Regions from separate parts of the Mus musculus genome. Here regions 2 and 3 are each linked to region 1. The links are chromatin loops, found by intact Hi-C in ENCODE. Cell type or tissue: heart. All regions are shown on one strand.

The links. Hi-C counts contacts between places; a loop is a spot of excess contacts. Peaks named below come from ENCODE experiments on the same cell type or tissue, not always from the same donor. Only the 100,000 strongest peaks of a DNase experiment are listed, where the experiment ranks them.
Region 2: it touches region 1 in a loop (4-fold over the local background); 3 of 42 quality-filtered maps call a loop at or near these places.
Region 3: it touches region 1 in a loop (2.2-fold over the local background); 2 of 42 quality-filtered maps call a loop at or near these places.

The regions. Positions count from the first base shown.
Region 1 is chr1:178,529,279-178,531,778 of GRCm38, forward strand. Kif26b (kinesin family member 26B) reads left to right here. Exons shown (of 15, transcript NM_001161665.1): 1 at 1-347; 2 at 1,111-1,512. The coding sequence starts at 285. Among named protein-coding and RNA genes, the nearest start is that of Kif26b, 1.4 kb to the left of the region's middle. In heart, CTCF peaks have their summits at 1,457 and 1,657; a DNase peak (open chromatin) is centred at 1,433; H3K4me3 peaks cover 2,500 bases; H3K27ac peaks cover 2,256 bases.
Region 2 is chr1:179,086,204-179,088,703 of GRCm38, forward strand. It overlaps Smyd3 (SET and MYND domain containing 3), which reads right to left. Exons shown (of 12, transcript NM_027188.4): 8 at 121-231. Among named protein-coding and RNA genes, the nearest start is that of Gm31349, 240 kb to the right of the region's middle. In heart, a CTCF peak has its summit at 1,034 (motif pointing left); no DNase peak of the experiment used is centred here; H3K27ac peaks cover 317 bases.
Region 3 is chr1:178,793,852-178,796,351 of GRCm38, forward strand. All of the region lies in intron 4 of Kif26b (kinesin family member 26B), which reads left to right. Among named protein-coding and RNA genes, the nearest start is that of Gm46249, 19 kb to the left of the region's middle. In heart, no CTCF peak of the experiment used is centred here; no DNase peak of the experiment used is centred here.

The sequences.
Region 1 (2,500 bases):
AATGCTAGCGATCTGGATGTGACCGCGAAGAGAGGACGCGTGGCTGGAGGAGGCAGAGAGATGAGAAGACCCATTATTTGAGAACCACCAGCCGTTCCAACCTTTCCTGCAAATTGGTGCTATTACTTCTGGGGTCCATTTGCTTTCATTCTTCCCAACCCCCCATTAAGAAATCTTGACTTGAGGACCAACCCCTACCACGAGGGGGGACGCGTCTGGGTTGGCAGACCTTTTGGATGTAGCCTTGTGGGAACATTTAGACCCTTTCCTCTGGAAGAGCCACCATGAATTCGGTAGCCGGAAATAAAGAGAGGCTTGCGGTCTCCACCAGGGGCAAGAAATACGGGGTAAGTTGTGGCGGTGTCCACGAGGAGATGCGTTTCCAGGGACTCATCTGAGTGGGTGTCCTCTGCTTCCCGGGAGCCGGCGGCGGATGCAGGGTCCCCAGCTCTCGGGTGCACCGGCGTCCCCACGGCCGGCGGGGTCGTGCGTGCATGGAGGCGGGTCTGCAGCTCGCCTGGCTACGGGAATGTCTTCAGCCCTTGGTTCCTCCCTTTCCTCACACCCTTAACTTTTGCAGTATTTCGGGACTTGCAGACAGAGTTAAGCCGAGGGGGAGCATTTCCCAGGAATTCCTCTGCTCTTCCCTCGGATCGCTGCCCTGGAGCGGGGAGCCCGTTTGCTTTACCTGCAGGACCTGGGGTGGGGGCTGTTCCCCGAATGAGTAAACATCCAGAAGTCACAGTCACCCACCCTGCGATAGGGTGTTCTAGGACTGTGTACCTAGGCCCTTGCTGGGGTGGGTACCGGGTTTGAAAGAGTAGGGCGCTGGATTTCTGGGTGTTCTCGCAGAAGCTGCAGGATATCCACACCCCGCAAGCTCTTGTGCTGACCCCAGGAGGAATGGAGGGGGACCTGCGTGCGGGTCACTCTGGCGAGGGTGGGTGGGACAGGACTTCCTTAAGGATTGGTCACTTGAAGGATGGAGATAGATGGAGGGCAGGTTTGCATCAGTGCGGGCAGGACGGCGACCCCCCCCCCCCACCAGCCCTCCGCCGCACGGGGGACTGATGGCTCTACAGGGCCTGACGCCGCGCGTCTCTCCGGCAGGTGAACGAAATGTGCTCGCCCACCAAGCCCTCAGCGCCCTGCTCTCCTGAGAGCTGGTACCGCAAGGCTTACGAGGAGTCGCGCGCCGGCAGCCGGCCCACCCCGGAGGGAGCAGGCTCTGCGCTGGGCTCATCGGGCACCCCGTCCCCGGGCTCGGGCACCTCGTCCCCGAGCTCCTTCACCGGCTCTCCGGGACCTGCATCTCCGGGCATTGGTACCAGCTCGCCCGGCTCTCTGGGCGGCTCACCCGGCTTCGGCACCGGCTCCCCTGGCTCGGGCAGCGGCGGCGGCTCCTCCCCCGGCTCCGACCGCGGCGTCTGGTGCGAGAACTGTAACGCCCGCTTGGTGGAGCTGAAGAGGCAGGCTCTCAAGCTGCTGCTGCCGGGACCCCTCCCGGGAAAGGTGAGCTACTGCGGGGTGCTCTGCGGGAAGATGCGCCCCACCTTAGGATGCTGCCTCGAGGCGCCCGGGTGTAAGGCCCCTAGCTGAGCACCCGGCTTCGCGGCGCCAGGGGATGCCCCCAGTGGGTTAGCCATACAGGTTCTCCCTACCCTGTCTGCAGCAGCATGCCAAAGGGGGCACTAACAGCCAGCTGCTGCGAGTTCCAGGTTCCAATGGCTTATTTGTGGCTCTACCTTCCCTGCATCACAGAAACATATTTTCCAAAGCCAGCATTTCTCTCTTAACACTCCATGTGTCTAAGTGAGGAAGATTAAGAGGTGGCCCGCTGTAAGAGCTGAGCTACATCCTGACCTGCTCCTGGGCTTATTTAATAAGCACATTGGTTCCTCCATAGCAACCCCGTCTGCGTGGTTTGACCGGCCTGGAGCCCCCAGAGCGGAACACAATGCAGTTGTATTTGCACAGTTGGGTCCAAGTACTATCACATGATAATATTTACTCATCCACTTCAAAGAGTTTTTATCAGTGGTTCGAGAAAAACATCAAGAAAACCGCATTACTGGGGGGGAGGTTGCTGACACTGCTCAATGACATTTTCTGGTTTATTTTTTTGTGACTTTTGAAATGAAATATTGTGATTCCGAATAGCAGGGCTTAGGAGTAGCCACATCTGCTTGCCTCTTCTGCTTATCCATGCACACACATGGATGTTTTGTATACCAGGCTTCAATTACACAGACAGCCATAGACTGCTGTAAAATTTAAAACGGGAAAAGTCGCTCCCGGGAGAATTGGTTTTATAAATCTAGAACTTAATCTCGAGAATAATTAACTCTGGGTTATTGTCAATTTGGCATTTTTGTCGTTCCTTCATTAATCTTCCAGGACACCGCAAGAGTAAATCTCAGGGCCAGGATCCTCTCTCAGCCTTACACTGTCTTGATTTAACACCTTTCCCCAAACACAGACCTAGTTTCTTTTTTTCCAT
Region 2 (2,500 bases), 560 kb after region 1:
GTGCAGCAAGTGCCCTGTTCTACTTAGCTGTGCACTTTGGAGCAGTGTGAACACAGCCGAGCTCCCCAGACCCTTCAGACACCACCATGGAAAGCTTCAATCTGCTCTCATTCCACCTACCTTGTCCTGGGTTTGGCATCGGATGCAGTCACACTCAAAGCAGTACTGGTCCCTCAGCTGCTTCCGGCGTTCCTCGCTGGTCATCAGCATGTCCAGGTAGCAGATGGTGAGCTGTGGGAACCGAAGGAAAGGCTTGCATGACTGGTACACTCATTTGCTTCTACTGCTATCATCACTGCTAATGCTTAGAGTAAGACATCAATGGGAGGAAGAGAAAGGAGCCACCTACAGCCTCCTCCCCTGGCGACTGTAATGTGTCTTATTCTAGTCTGGCTCACTGTCAACATACAGACATTACATGCTTAATTTAAAGAATCACGTTTATAACCTGGACACAATTTTGTACTTTATCTTTGTCTTTTGTTTTTCTTCCATCAAACAGAAAAACCTCAGGAGTTATTTCATATTTACTGTCACTAAGGTTTGACCATAAATTCTATGACCCTTGATGACCAGAGAGGCCAGTTTCACTCTGTTCTGGGTCCCTGGTCTTCAGGTAACACCATGGGCATAAACATGTTTCCCCAACACACAAGAATCAAGTTCACAGTTATCAGAACTCTTCTCCCCTTCCTACTCACCTGCAGAGCCTCCCTAGTTAGGAGAGGAGGCAGTAGCTCTATTCATGTTGTCTAGACTGAACCCTTTGTGTCTCCCTGGACTCTAACATCCAAAACCATCAGGAAGTTCTGTTGTATCCACATTAACAATTCATCCAGAAGTGACCACTTTTAATCTTTCCCACTGTTACATCCCAACCTGGCCAACCACCATCTCAGGATGGTCTCCCCACCCCACCCTTGGCCCTTCTCTCCTAGAAGGAATCTCTGCATTCTACAATCTAGCCTTCACCACAATTGAAGTCAGACAGGCTTTCTTCAGTTTGAAATACTGCAATAGCGCCCCCTTTTGTCTGAGGAAAGCCAAGGTCTTACAGAGCAACCCGAGTGTGGCCTCTGGACTGCATAGGCTCAATGCTGAATTGGAGGAAGGAAATACAAAGTCCTCATTTAGAAACTTGTTTACTATTTGGTAAGAATGTGTGTGTGTGTGTGTGTGTGTGTGTGTGTGTGTGTGTGTGTGTGTGTGTTTCTAATGATAAAACGTTTTGTTATGGTTACTGTTTTTAAATATTCATTTTTCAAATTTGTCAAAAATATTAAGTCTGATGACCCAAGTAAAATATGGGTCTTTCATCACTGGGGACAGAGAAGCAAGAGCTTCATATAAGCTGCACCCACTCCTTTGAACGCATGGCCCTCCCTGTACGTTCCCTTCCCCCTTTTCCATGGCTCTTGCTGCTCTGGCTAGTCTGGCCTCTTTGTTGTCCCTTCATATTTTCCCTTCAGGCCTGAGTTCTCCCAGATCCACCAAGGTGGCCTCTCTGGTCCTCTTCCATTTCAATCAAATCCCATTTTCTCTAGGAGGCCTAACCTGCAGCCTATTTAAAATAACAACTGGCTCCTGCCACACCCAGCGCTCCTCCCCTCCCCCTTGTCTTCCTTTGCTTTACTCTGGTAATGGATACCAGCTTGTACTATACAGTATACATGACTTATTTATCTGTTTTCAAATGCAGAACATAATTATGGGTGTGGGGGAGTTGGGGATATTGCAGGGAGGAGGGGGCAGGGTTATCTGTTGAAAGACTTGACAAAATGCCCCAGAGCAAACACTCCATGTGGTTTTTCTTAACTGAAAACAAAGCACCCCGTGTCTACTAAACATGATTATACTTGTTTGAAGTCAAGGTAGGGCAGAGAAGGCCTCTGACAGAAAATGACTTTAAGGTGGCCTCCTTGAGGAGGAGGAAGTCTGGCCAGCCACATGGGTCAGACTCACTGTCACCAGGGTGACAGAAGACAGAACCTGAGCTGACTCCCTGGCTCATCACAGAGGCTCATGTTAGAAAGCTGTGGGTGCCTTCTTCCACAGAAGAACTAATGTCTGCCCCAAGAGTATAGATCTGGTCTTGCAGGAACACCTCTGGTGAGTGCTGCACTCCTGAAGTAACTGCAACAGAAAAAAACCTAAAAGGAGCTGGGATCTGCATTTGACCCGATTCAAGCCTGACTCTTTCACCTGGACTGCAGCAGGTACCCTTCTTGGGGTGGCAGTGGAGCCTACGAACAGAAGGAGCCTCTACAGCCCCACCGTGGAATATATACAGCACAAGCTACACAGAGCAGTGGTGGTGGCTGGCTCTTTTGGCTAAGACAATGGTCATCTTTTCATTTCCTCCATCTCTCTCTTGCATTTGAAGGCAGGGCAGAGGAGAAAGGGCTACAGTACAAGGCCAGTTCCCATGCCTTTTGGAGAACACCAGGTTCCACAGACCAAGCAACTAGTCTCAAAGCGTATATTCGAGAACATCTTTATC
Region 3 (2,500 bases), 260 kb after region 1:
GGTAATTTAGATATGGTTATTTTAGAGGCTTTTCGTAATTTTTGACTATTTGGTAACCATTAGACCATCTTCCTTGTGAATGAATACATACATTCTATAGAGAGTAGAGAGTGTGCCCTAGAGATTCAGAACTAGTGTGTTCCTTTCATCCCATTACTCAGAATACCACCTTATATGGCTTGGGGAATATACAAAATTAGATACACTGACTACTAATGTTCCAAGTCTGCCTTTCTCACAAACACTACTGTGTGTTGGGCACAGAGAGAAGAGAGATCAGCAAATTTCAGTCAAAACTTGGTTCATTTGACTGAAAGCTATTTGTTTGTTTGCTTGCTTGTTTGTTTTAAGGCTATCCATCTCAGATCCTCCTGATAGCCCTATGAACTAATAATTTGTCCAAACTCCTCCTGTAAATGATTCTTAATTCCATCACCATTTGTAGCTCCCTCTCTGTCCAATGAACCAGAAGTTAGCCTGTAAGGCATCTCTTCTTTAATCTATATTATGGTTTTTATCTTTATATGCAAATTGATCTATTTCCTCAAATTAGTGTATGGTCTTAAGAACCATGTTATTATTTCACTTTTCTGGTGTCTTGTGAGGACAATGAAAACACCAAAGGATGTCACAAATGGGAGACAGCTATGGGGACACCAGAACCAGTGCCTTTAAAAATAAACAACAGTGTGCATGTCAAATAAAATCTTACAAGATTTTCAACATACCAACTCCATAACAGTAAGGTTACTCTTTTAGAAATGGGACCACATGGGAGGGAGGATGAGTTCCAGGTCCCTCACCTCCAGAAGGCCCTGGTTTCAGTGGCCTCTGATTTCTACTGGATGAGAGAGGCATTTGGAGATAAGATCAGTGGCTCGGCATTTTGATGAGGAGGGAAGCATCCATTTTCATGGCTTTGACACTTTGGTCTCACCAGAGATTAGACACCACTAAGGTTCCTTAATCCCATGAATGGGGACTGTCTGGAGTTTGCATGGCCCAGTACCTTAGCTGCTGACTTTTTTGTTCAAGACTCTTTAGCAGCAATTTCCAGTTTCCACTCACACCTCTGGTGAGACCAAAGTGTCAAAGCCATGAAAATGGATCCTTCCGTCCTCGTCAAAATGCTGGATGGCTGCTGGCTCTTCTCTTGCCATTGTCACTGGTCCTAGTGTAAGGGTCACTCGGGGAGGCCAGTTCTTTACTACTTTCTGTGGTTTTCTTCACATGAAGCAAATTTTAAAAAGGCTGAGAGTAGAAGGCTGGCTGCCCAGCAGCGGGCAACAAATCCTCTCTCTTGAAGACAGATCCGGAAGGACACTGCACGTCCACTGTGTGTGGCTCCTTGGAGTCCTGGTGCCCACAGGAGAGTGGAGAGCGCTGGTGGCATCTGATGGTCCAGTCCTTACTTCTAGAGATAGGAAGTGGAGATTCCTAGTTCCAAGCTTCTGAGATGTTCCTTGCTCAGTGTTTTGATAAGTAGAACAATGTGCTTCCAGAGAAATTCTGTCAGTAGCGTCCATGTCCTTCTGTTTCACCAGGCTAAGCAGCCATTTTTATATTTAAGGTCTACATTTGGTTCAGTAGACAATGTGGCACACTGAAGGAGGAAAACTGGGCTCCAGATCCCATTGCCGACTATAGGACCATGAACAAAAATGCTGACTCTCCTGGATCATAGCCCGTCAGTGGTCCTGGTTCCAGTTGATACCAACAGGAATAGTTTATAAACTATAAAAGAGTGTTTAAAGTCTCTTTCCCTTCACTACTCCATAGAGTTATTTGCTCGGTTATTATATTAATGTGTTTTCTAACTTTCAACGTGTGAGTCTTTCCATCTCTTTAAACAGAGCAAATGGGAGATCTTGTTTTCTGCTAATTATTTCAGCCTTCTCCAGAGACTCATTTCAAGTCTCCTTCCACATCAAGCCATTAGGCCATTGCTTTGGACCCATCCACCAGCCATCAAAAAGCATCTTGTCAGGGCTGACATCCTGCCAAGTGCACCTCATTCTGACAGTTTCTTTGGTTTAAAAAAAATTTTTTTTATTATTTTGGTTTTTCGAGACAGGGTTTCTCTGTATAGCCTTGGCTGTCCTGAAACTCACTCTGTAGACCAGCTGGCCTCAAACTCAGAAATCCGCCTGCCTCTGCCTCCCAAGTGCTGGGATTAAAGGTGTGCGCCACCACATCCGGCAGTTTCTTTGGTTTTGTTCTTTTTCTTTTTTCCTGTTTTTTTAAATTTTTTAATTTTATTAACCATCTGCATAGATGAACTCTTTGCAACTTTTACTTTTTATTTTCTGCTAAGTCACACCTCTCCCAAACTTCAGACATTAGGATTCACTTAAAATGTTTTCTTTACTGTGAAAAGAATCAAGCATGCAGAATAATACATGAATATTGACAGATTCCCAGTTCCAAGACACATAACAAAGCCAACACCTATGCACCAACTGCTTGACCAATATCAACATAAGAGACGATCTTATGTTTC